Linked DNA regions of Homo sapiens: region 1 is linked to region 2. Evidence: chromatin contacts called from ENCODE Hi-C or POLR2A ChIA-PET data. All regions are on one chromosome and are shown on one strand. The core of a region is the stretch at or near the end of the contact, and the rest is flanking DNA. Distances in the headings are between cores, read along the strand shown.

What was found. Hi-C counts contacts between places; a loop is a spot of excess contacts on that map. ChIA-PET counts read pairs that join two places held with the same protein, here RNA polymerase II (POLR2A). Pooled maps may share reads with other maps.
Region 1: a loop to region 2 is called in a map of IMR-90, with 2.7 times the contacts of the local background. The contact joins the enhancer-like site here to the promoter of ENDOU in region 2. A Hi-C loop is called at or near these places in 3 of 168 maps with a recorded cell type or tissue (IMR-90, endothelial cell of umbilical vein and thyroid gland) and 6 of 50 pooled maps. POLR2A ChIA-PET finds 5 or more read pairs at or near these places in 3 of 52 experiments (CD4-positive, alpha-beta T cell, H1 and activated T-cell).

Annotation. Positions count from the first base shown.
Region 1 is chr12:48,148,145-48,153,328 of GRCh38, reverse strand. It overlaps ASB8 (ankyrin repeat and SOCS box containing 8), which reads left to right. Exons shown (of 4, transcript NM_024095.5): 3 at 2,024-2,128; 4 at 3,331-5,184. The coding sequence ends at 3,963. Among named protein-coding and RNA genes, the nearest start is that of ASB8, 6.8 kb to the left of the region's middle. Within about 2 kb of position 3,773, at least 2 of the 41 ENCODE cell types and tissues checked have a DNase peak (open chromatin) inside an H3K27ac peak, as active enhancers do.
Region 2 is chr12:47,722,802-47,728,008 of GRCh38, reverse strand. It overlaps ENDOU (endonuclease, poly(U) specific), which reads left to right and starts at 2,519. Exons shown (of 10, transcript NM_001172439.2): 1 at 2,519-2,650. The coding sequence starts at 2,596. The region is part of intron 3 of RPAP3-DT (RPAP3 divergent transcript); the gene reads right to left. RefSeq lists silencers at 860-919, 1,885-2,004.

The DNA.
Region 1 (5,184 bases), core at 2,524-5,023, 420 kb before region 2:
GAAGTGGGCAAAATCCTCATGGATCACAGATTTGCAGCTTTGACTCAACCCAAGATCACAGGGAGTTTTTACATTTTGCTAACTGCATTAACTTGATCATTAAAATGTATTTCCCCTATGTTTGCTTCGCTTCCCTTCTCCCTTTCACTTTGTGTATCTGATATTTTTCTTCATGGAATATGTTCTCAATAACCCTAGTCTCATGTTCTTTGTAAAATATCTGAGTACGATGCATATGTAATCCATTGAGCTCAAAGTCTTCTATACATGTTTTATTAAGGGAGGAGGTGAGCAAAGCAGAGGTGGTTTTTATTTTTATTTGTTGAGACAGGGCTTCACTTTTGTCACCCAGGCTGGAGTGCAGTGGCACAAACATGGCTTACTGCAGCCTTGACCTCCTGGGCTCAAGCGATCCTCCCACCTCAGCCCCCTCAAGTAGCTGGGACTACAGGCACATGCCACCCATGTCCAGCTAATTTTTTTTTTTTTAATTTTTTGTAGAGATGGTGTTTCACCATGTTTCCCAGGCTGGTCTTGAATTCTCATGCTCAAGCAACCCACCTGCCTTGGGTTCCCAAAGTCGTGGGATTAGAGGTGTAAGCCACTGTGCCTGGCTACAGAGGTGGTTTTTAAATCCTTGTGAGCCTTTCTTCATACCTGGGTTACAATAATTACATGGAGAGATTTTTTACTTACATTCTATGTTAAAAGCAGCTACCACTTCTAGCTCTGTAGAGGATATCAACCTCTAAAATGCATGGTAATTATAGTTTAAGAAAACACCTTAACCATCGGATGTTTAATCATGGCCCTTCAATAATTGTTATGTGACTAGTATCCTAGAAGGTCTTTACTATCCTCTTCTATTTATTTTTCTTGTTGAAGAGAAGTTACACAGTTTTTGATCACCAGAAAATGCATCCAGATGGTTACTTGTGTATATTCTAAGACTTCAGGCTCGTCATTTACAGCCTAGATCTCTGTAGCTGCTTCAGAGTTATTGGACACAACTGAAGAAGGAAAAGTCATGCAGTGTTAGCTTATTGTCAGCAAAAGTAGTGTCAGGAGACTCCGCGGTAGAAACCTTGTAACATTCTAATTCTAGCTCTGCTGCTGAGTCATTCAGTGACTTTGGTCTGACTGGTATCTCCATCTCCCTTGATTTTTTTTTTTTTTTTGAGACGGAGTTTCGCTCGTCGCCCAGGCTGGAGTGCAATGGCGCGATCTTGGCTCACTGCAACCTCCGCCTCCCAGGTTCAAGCGATTCTCCTGCCTCAGCCTCCCGAGTAGCGGGGATTACAGATGCCCGCCACCACACCCAGCTAGTTTTTGTATTTTCAGTAGAGACCGGGTTTCACCATGTCGGCCAGGATGGTCTCAAACTTCTGACCTCAGGTGATCTGCCCACCTCAGCCTCCCAAAGTGCTGGGATTACAGGTGTGAGCCACTGTACTCGGCCTCTCCTTTGATTTTGAATAGAAGCACCAGCAAAGGCTAGATGGTAAAGAATACTGATACTAAGAGGCTACTTTGAAGATGTTTATAAAAAAGGAAAAACCGTGTTAAGATGATGCCACTATTAATGATGGTCATTTGTTGAATGGACAAAAGAGCATGCCATTTCTGGCCTCAGTCTGACAGACTCACTTTCCTACTTTTCCAGAGCATGGTGGCCATAGAAAGTGGATTGCTGGTCCAGCTTTCCTGCCTGATGATAAGGTTTCCAGTGCTTTGATACATAAGATTGTCTTCAGTGATGTCCAGGTGACCATCTGGCAGCCTCCCTTGTGGAGAAACTTAGTAACTTGATCTAAGGAATTAACAGTTCCTTTCCTTCATCTTCAGTGTACTCCTTTGGTTTGGACATTGACATAATATTAATAGAAAAGGAAACAGGAACTAGCACTGTATCTATAAAATAGTGAGAGTTAGAACTCTCTGTCCCCTGGACTCAGTTCTGAATTCTGTCCTGCTGGGCAAGCCAGAGCTGAACACACTGACTGAAGTTGTCTTCTGCCCACAGGGAGCAGATGTGAACTGCACTCATGGCACACTGAAGCCCTTGCACTGTGCCTGTATGGTGTCAGATGCTGACTGTGTGGAGTTACTTCTGGAAAAAGGAGCCGAGGTAATGTTTTTAACACATTCACATTAATGACTCACTAAAACTTGAGCTTCATGTTTTCTTAGAATTTCTCCCCATCACTCCTCCATCTCTTCCCTCCTCCAGTCTGAACTTCTAACTCAAGGTAATGTTGGCATAGCCAATATTAAGGAAAATGTAATGGTAAATATATAAAATGATCTAAGGATTTCATTCTTTTACCTTTCTGTCCCCACCCTGCTTGCCCCCATTGTATGGTGCTGATACTCTGCCTTTCTTTCTTCTCCTTAACTTAAGCTGTCACTGGCCATCACTTCAGGAAGCTTACCTTGTAGGGGCTGTTTATATTTCCGTTTAATCTTCTCATTGCTTATTGTCTATCCAGGAGATATAAATGCAGAGATCCCTCAACTCTGATTAAATCTAAAGTACCCTTAAAAGTACTTAAAGTACTTAAGAAGTGGTACTTAAGATAGGTTTTAGCCAAATAAAAGGTTGAATTTACTTAAATGTTTCAGGGTTTTTTTTTGTTTTTGTCTTTCATTAATGAGGGTATATGCTATTTGGAAATTTGAAGAAAAAAACTACAGGTGATGCTGACTGTCAGCAAGCCAGCTGCTTTTCCAGCACTGGGAGATTTGTGCTCTTCCTATCACATGCTTTCATTTGGGTTCTCTTGTGAACCCACAGCATATTTTTGCAAAGGTCTGACTTATATTCTAACATTTTGAATTTCTCTGTATGGTTAAAGAACTTAGCAAAAGCTATGTTTTTCAGTTTGGTTGCTACATTAGCCACAGGGTACAGAAAGGGTCAGGGTAAGTAAAATAATCCAAAACTCTGTATAGTCAAGCAGCTTTCCAGTAATGTTTCAGAGCAGTTACGGGGACTTAGACTTCCTCTATTCCTGCCTTACCCCTTACTCTGTGGTAGAGATTCTAATGAATAGATAAAAGAACATTGCAGCAAAAACCAAAATAATGCAGACCAGCTAGTCAGTGCACATAATAGTGTTGACTGTTTGAGGACAGTTCTTTTCCTTTTTGCTCCTAAGCTCCTGTCATATCTTCATCTTTATCACCAGGACTCCCTGGGAGTTGCTTGCTGACCCTCCTGTTCAGAGCACTGCATAGCAAAGGTAGTGGGTAACCATGCAAGCTTCTTTGCTGCTGTCCTGTCTTCCTCTCAGTAGTCTGTCTACTGTAATAGTTCCTCCCTTTTTACAGGTGAATGCCCTGGATGGGTATAACCGAACAGCCCTCCACTATGCAGCAGAGAAAGATGAGGCTTGTGTGGAGGTCCTATTGGAGTATGGTGCAAACCCCAATGCTTTGGATGGCAACAGAGATACCCCACTTCACTGGGCAGCCTTTAAGAACAATGCTGAGTGTGTGCGGGCTCTCCTAGAGAGCGGGGCCTCTGTCAATGCCCTGGATTACAACAATGATACACCGCTCAGCTGGGCTGCCATGAAGGGAAATCTTGAGAGTGTCAGCATCCTTCTGGATTATGGCGCAGAGGTCAGAGTCATCAACCTAATAGGCCAGACACCCATCTCCCGCCTGGTGGCTCTGCTAGTCAGGGGACTTGGAACAGAGAAAGAGGACTCTTGCTTTGAGCTCCTCCACAGAGCTGTTGGACACTTTGAATTGAGGAAAAATGGCACCATGCCACGAGAGGTGGCCAGAGACCCGCAGCTATGTGAAAAACTGACTGTTCTGTGCTCAGCTCCAGGAACTCTAAAAACACTCGCTCGCTATGCCGTGCGCCGTAGCCTGGGACTCCAGTATCTCCCCGATGCAGTGAAGGGCCTTCCACTGCCAGCTTCTTTGAAGGAATACCTGTTACTTTTAGAATAGCCGGAGAAGATGTTTGCACCATCGTGCAGGCAGCTCTGGGTGAGGTTGTCCCTGCAGTACTCCTTGTCACAGAAAACAGAAAAACAGTTGTTCCTGTTGTGTGGTTTATAGATTTCGAAGCAACATGTCACAACAATAACCTCCATAGCACCTCCCCTTCCCAAACCAAACAACCCAACAAAAAAAATCCCTCACTTTTGTTTTCTGTTTATTGCTTACCTGGCTTTTTATATTGCATTTTGCAAAAGAAGAGGTCTCCCTCAATCCTCCCCTTTAGGGAAGGAGTCAACAGTGTAACTAAATTTCTCTAGGAAGATGGAAAGTACTTAAATAATGTGTGTGTGGTTTTCCTTTGGGGACGTGGTTAACGGTCCAGAAGAATCCCTTCTAGAAAGCATTTTAGGCCAGCCATGGTGGCTCACGTCTGTAATCCCAGGACTTTGGGAGGCTGAGGCAGGTGGATCACCTGAGGTCAGGAGTTCGAGCCCAGCCTGACCAATATGATGAAACCCCGTCTCTACTAAAAATACAAAAATTAGCTGGGCATGGTGGCATGCGCCTGTAATCCCAGCTACTCAGGAGGCTGAGACAGAAGAATCGCTTGAACCTGTGAGGCAGAGGTTGCAGTGAGCCAAGATCGCGCCATTGCACTCCAGCCTGGACAACAAGAGCAAAACTGTCTCAAAAAAAAAAAAAAAAAAAAAAAACCATTTTAATTGATCTGTGAAAAAACTTAAGAAAATCACAATTTCAGCTAACAGCAATTGTGTCCCAAAGATGAAGATACTATAACCTCAAATGGTGCAGATCCAGAACTGGGCTGGATGACATCCCTACTGTGCCATGTCCTGGGGCATTTGGAAGGGACTGGACCTCTTTCCCCTCATCAAAGGAAACAGCAGTCTTTGCCTCTTTCTGTTGGTTGTGCCCAAGGGCTACAGTAGCTCTGAAATAACAAGAGCTCTGTAATAACAGTAATAAATAGCTCTGAAATAACAGTCCTAAGAACTCCTAAAGTCCTGAGAACTTTTCTTGTAATGCAGCTTTTTCTCTTCCTGAGAAACAGTGTGTTCTAATGGGATTCCCAGGCAGTTCCTACACCTACGGTGTGTGTTCCAGCAGGGAGGAGTTATGGGCTGGGCTGCCTTTTCCCATGGGTCTTCATTCCCAATGGAAAGTTCACTCTGCTTAGTTTGGAATTATTTTTCTTTCAGTTGTTCT
Region 2 (5,207 bases), core at 1,270-3,769:
CTTAGGGTTGTTTAGGGAGTTGTGACATCCTATGAGAAGTGGAACTAGATGGCAGTTGAGGTCCCTTTAATTCCAGTGAATTTAAATCTAGACTGCTTTGTATAGTAACCAGACATGATTAAGTGGTCGTTCAAAGTGTGATGTTGTGGGGCAATGGAGCAACGGTGCTTATGAGAATGACCCCTGGTCAGATGGATCTGGGTTGAGGCACAGCTGCATAACTTAATGATTGTGTGCTTCTGGGCACGTCTCCTAACCTTTCTGTGCCTCAGTTTCTTCATCTGTAAAATGAGGACAGCAATAGTACCTATTAAGGTTGTAGTGAGAATCAATGAGATAACACATATGATAACACACGTGGTAAGTGCTCAGTCAATGTTGCTGGTGGTTGTTAAGGCTGTTATTCTTATTGAAGGATGCAGTTTTAAACACTTGGGTACTCAGATGAACCATCTGGCTCTATGGAGTCATCCTTAACTGTCTTCCCCAGCTCCAATCCTTGCTCCTGACCTAAAATTCCATTAATGGGGGGAGAGCTCCTGCCCTCAAAACACCATCCCATGGCCAGTTCAGCTGGACACTAGGAGAACCTAGCCAGGCTGTACTCCACTCTGACAGCTTTGGCTTCAGCTAGGGTCCACCCAGCTGGACACTTGGAAGGGACAGACCATTCATTCCCAAATTCTGAGGCATCATTGCTTCCCAGGCCAGCCAGTGACACCCTCCTTTGTCCCCTAAACAACAGGAGTCAGAGACACGTTTATGTGGTGCCAACCCAGGGAGGATGAGGATTCTGAGGGGCAGTGACTCTTCAGCCTGCTTTTGGATTGTGTAAATGAAATCTATGCAAATGAAGCAGCCATTTCTGCTCTTACTCATTCTAACCAGCTCCCTTCTGGGAGAGAAGGGCTAGGCTCACTCTTTAGTTGTGCTTCCGGGCTGGATGCAGTGGCTCACACCTGTAATCCCAGCACTTTGGGAGGCCAAGGTGGGCAGATCACCTGAGGTCAAGAGTTTGAGATCAGGTTGGCCAACATGGTCTCTACTAAAAATACAAAAATTAGCCAGGTGTGGTGGTGCATGCCTATAATCCCAGCTACTCGGGAGGCTGAGGCATGAGAATTGCTTGAGCTGGGGAGATGGAGGTTGCAGTGAGCCGAGATCACACTGCTGCACTCCAGCCTGGGCGACAGAGAGAGAGATTCCATCTCAAAATATATACATACATTGCACTTCCTGTGTGAGCCCCTTGCAAAGTTTGCTTGCCCTAGGCTTGTCCTTCTCTCTACCCCTGAGTCCCTATGTTTGGACTCCTCTCTACACAGCAACAGGCTGGGGGATTCTCTTTAACCCACCAGCAACTGTTCAACCTGGCGCATGGGCAGGAAAACTCGAGATTAAAGTCTGAGAACCTGGAAGGGATTGTCAGATCCAACCCCATCATTTCAGATGAGAAAGCTGAAGACCAGCGAGAGGAAGAAACTTCTCCTGTTAAAGCACACTGGATGAAGACGTGCTCCACTCCCAACCTCCAGAAAAAAATCACTGATAGAGTGGCCTCCACTGTTCACCAATTTTGCCTTTTTATATGATAGTTTTCTTTCCTGAGAGGGTTGAGAATCCCCATGCAGTGCTCTTTCTGGCAAGGGCATCATACTTGGCAGATTTTACCTTTATTATCGGGGAAAACTGGACAGTCACGGGGAGCTGCTCCCCTTCTTTTGGACTTGGAAACAAAAGAACCTCACTGGGGAGGAGTTCCTGAGGAGAGGAGTGTAAGTTGGGGTGAAGGGAGTGAAACCCTGGGCTCCCAGGGGAAGAAGAGTGGGCCTTCGGCTGCCTTTAAGAGGCCTCTTGCCCCTCCCCTGCCTCATAAGGAATCTGAAACGTTTAAACCCCAGAGGCTGACTCAGTAAGAGTCATTTGCATAATATTTTAGAGTGATTTAGCCATGCGCTCGACATGTGGCTGATTTAGCTATGCTGGGCTTGGTGGTCATAAGAATAGCACTGGTTCTGACCGACACATCCTCTATCTCTCTGTCCAATGACCCCAACCCTTGCTTGGGCACTTACTGTTTGTCAAATTTGGACCAATCACCTTACTGTGTGCCAGTGTCATGCTAAGCTCCAGGAATTTGAAGATGAATCCAACCTGTGGCCCCTTGGAAAGTCAGGTCTGAGACTTGGAAGTAGGTGTCTGTTTGGTGGGGATCACCCAAAGATCAGCCCATGGGTGTCCCTAATTTGGACAAAGAACCCTCCAAACTGGACCCATCTTGGTGTGCCTGCCTGCATGACCTATTTTTTAAGCTGCAAACAGCTAGCATTACCTGTTCTCAACATCTGGCATTACCTACCTTCTTAGTCACCTTCCCTCAGGCTTCAAACAGCTGTAGGGCCCCACCTCCTATCCATCTAGGGTCCCTCCCTCCCCTTTTTCTTCCTGAAAGGATCTGGAGACACCAGCTCCACAAGTCCTGGTGTCTTTAAAAGGATCAGCTTGAGGAATAAGGCTCGTCTGAGAGCTGTGACATTCATCTGACTCTAGTGAAAGTCCAACAGCCACTCCCTTTTTGGCCTCCAACTGGGCACCATGAGGGCCTGCATCTCCCTGGTATTGGCCGTGCTGTGTGGCCTGGCCTGGGCTGGTAAGTCACTATCTGGCGGGCATGGGATTGCTGGTGGGGCGGGATCTTGCCTAAAGAAGCAGAGAGTTGGAGAACTTGGTAGAGGGCAGGGCCGTGGGACAAGGGAGGGTGAGCTCTGTCCTAAAGCCGCAGAGCACTTTTGGGTTGTCCTTGTCTGAGGGTGCAGGCGTTGGTCCCGGAATGGACTGGACTATGTGGAGAGAGTTGCAGGGCTGATGGTCTGATTTCATGGAATTCCCTTCTTGACACCTTGGAGGATCAGCCCCAAATATCCCTTAGTCCAGCCTGACTTTTGATCTCCCCAAGATTTTGTTGTCTGGGGCCACTGTAAGGAATAAAGCTAGGGCTGGTGTCCATGGGGTCTGAGTGGCCTGGCTGCCCTTGGTCACTCCTTCCACTGCCTGGTGACAGGTGAGGTTGTTTAGGGTGTGATGTTACTTTGGGTAGAGCCTTAGGAGGTGGGCAGGCTTAGGAGGAAACTGAAAGGACCTTTGACCAGGAGGTGGGCCTCGTCCTATCTGGGGCTGTACAGGGGTCAGAGGAATGGATCTCTGTTGCAGTGTTAGGAGAATTGAAGAATACAGAAGGGACCTGGCCCACAGTTATGAGAGGTCCAGGGGATGGGACTGGCAGAGGAACAGGACCATGTTCCTGTTTAGTAACTGTGCAAAATGCTGGTGCTGATGGGTTAATTGGTAGCTAGTGGGTGGGTGGGAAGGAGTGCCAAGGGAGGGGCTGAGCTGAGGAGTGTGGGGAGAATCCTCCTCTGCCCACAGGAGAAAGAATCCTTCCACTGGGTTGCTCCTGTGTAGGACTGTGGAAAGGATTAAATGAAATAATGTATGAGAAGCACCTGGTGCAAAGTGAGATCTCAGTGAACTGGAAATTCGCTATGATTATGACTATAAATTTTCTTGGGAGAAACTTCCGCTTGGGGTCATTTCCAACTGGGTTGTGGAAAGGAGACCCTTATGGGATTTCTAAGTGGAAAACCCCTGGAAGAGGAAGTTGTGCCTCCCAACCATGGATGAGATAGTGCATCTTACCAGAAACCAGCTCTGCCTGGGCCCTAGTGGGTGGAGAGGCAGTGGGAGAGCATGAGGGTGGGCCTGGGAGCCACCAGCCTCAGCCCTGTTGGTTGGGAGGAAGGTGGAACTTGGGGGCTTAATGTGTAGGGGTGGCCAGCGGGCTTGGCATATTCCAGCCTTAGGGAAGGAGAGCAACTCTGGATATTTGGTCCCTGGGGGGCAGAGGTAGCAGTGGCTTTAGAAGTGCAGGTGGAGCTCTTGCTGCTAGGTCGGAGGGCAGTATCTGCTTTGGCTGTGGGATCGATGGGGAAGTGAGGTCAAGTGTATGAGGCTTCCTAAGGTGGCAGGGAAGAGGCTCTGCACTTGTTGATACTATCCCAACATCTCAGAACTGAGAGGCAAGAATATGAATCACATGGGGAATCACTGACAGCCTCAGGTCCTCCTTTATGAGCTGGATGTCTGTGGAGAACCTTGGTTGATTTTTTTGGTTGTGAATGGAGGCAGGAAGCTAGTCCAAGGGGTGAGGCTTCTTGGTTGACTAGGTCTCCATGGAAACAGCATCTGGGGCCTTCTAACGGTACAGATGTGTAGGATGTCCCAGTCATCAGAGGGGCTGAGCACCAGTGTACAGGGACACTGTGTCCACCCAGGCTTGGGACCAAGCTTCCTTGATGGCCAGTATGGATAGGGAGTGGCTGTTCTGGCATATTGAAGTCTTAGAAAGTGCAGAGAAATTGAGCATTTCTTGGGGGAATGGAGGGAGAATCTGAACCCGAGAGAGGAAAGGCTCAGATGAAGAAAGGCAGAGAGTCAGAGAGGTGAGGCAGAGGAACAAGAGGCACAGGTTACTACAGCAGTGATTCAGGCACCTGGCTTGGGGAGCAAGGCTTACTCAGAGTGTTGGTGTTAATGGTGCAGTGTGGGGATGCTGGAGTGAGTTGTTAGGGTGACTAGTTACTCATCAGAGTGTCCCCAGAATGTCACAGCAAAGTGCCTATGAGGAAAAGTTCCTCCCACCCCTGCACTCCACTGTCAAATCCCAAGGTCACCTTGAAGCAGACTAAGTGCACAGAGAAATGTGAGAAAGTGCTGGCATGGGGCTCTTGCTGGAGACAAAGTTCTTGAGCAGAGATGAAAAAGCCCACTCAGCTTGGGCCGGCGGGGGTGCTCTCCTGCACGTCCAGCTGACTGCTCGCTTGCAACCCTTCTCAACTGGTGCCAGCTGCTGGAATGAAGTGAATTCTTTCCCTGGACTCTGCTGATTTGGCCCATTAAAAACATTGCCCTGATTTGCCTGAATTCTCTCCCTTTGGATTCTGGGTGTACTGCCAGGCTGACTGAGCAGGGAGCTGATGGGCTGAAAATTTCTCCTTAAGGTCTTTGCATTCAGGCTCCAAGGGAGCATCATTTAACATTCAAGAGGAGTTCCTGCCGGCTTGAAGGAACAAGTGGCCTTGGGCCTGGTCTCTTTTAGGGACTGGAAACCTGCCTTCCTGCCCACCTTGGAGGCCTGACAATGTGAAGTT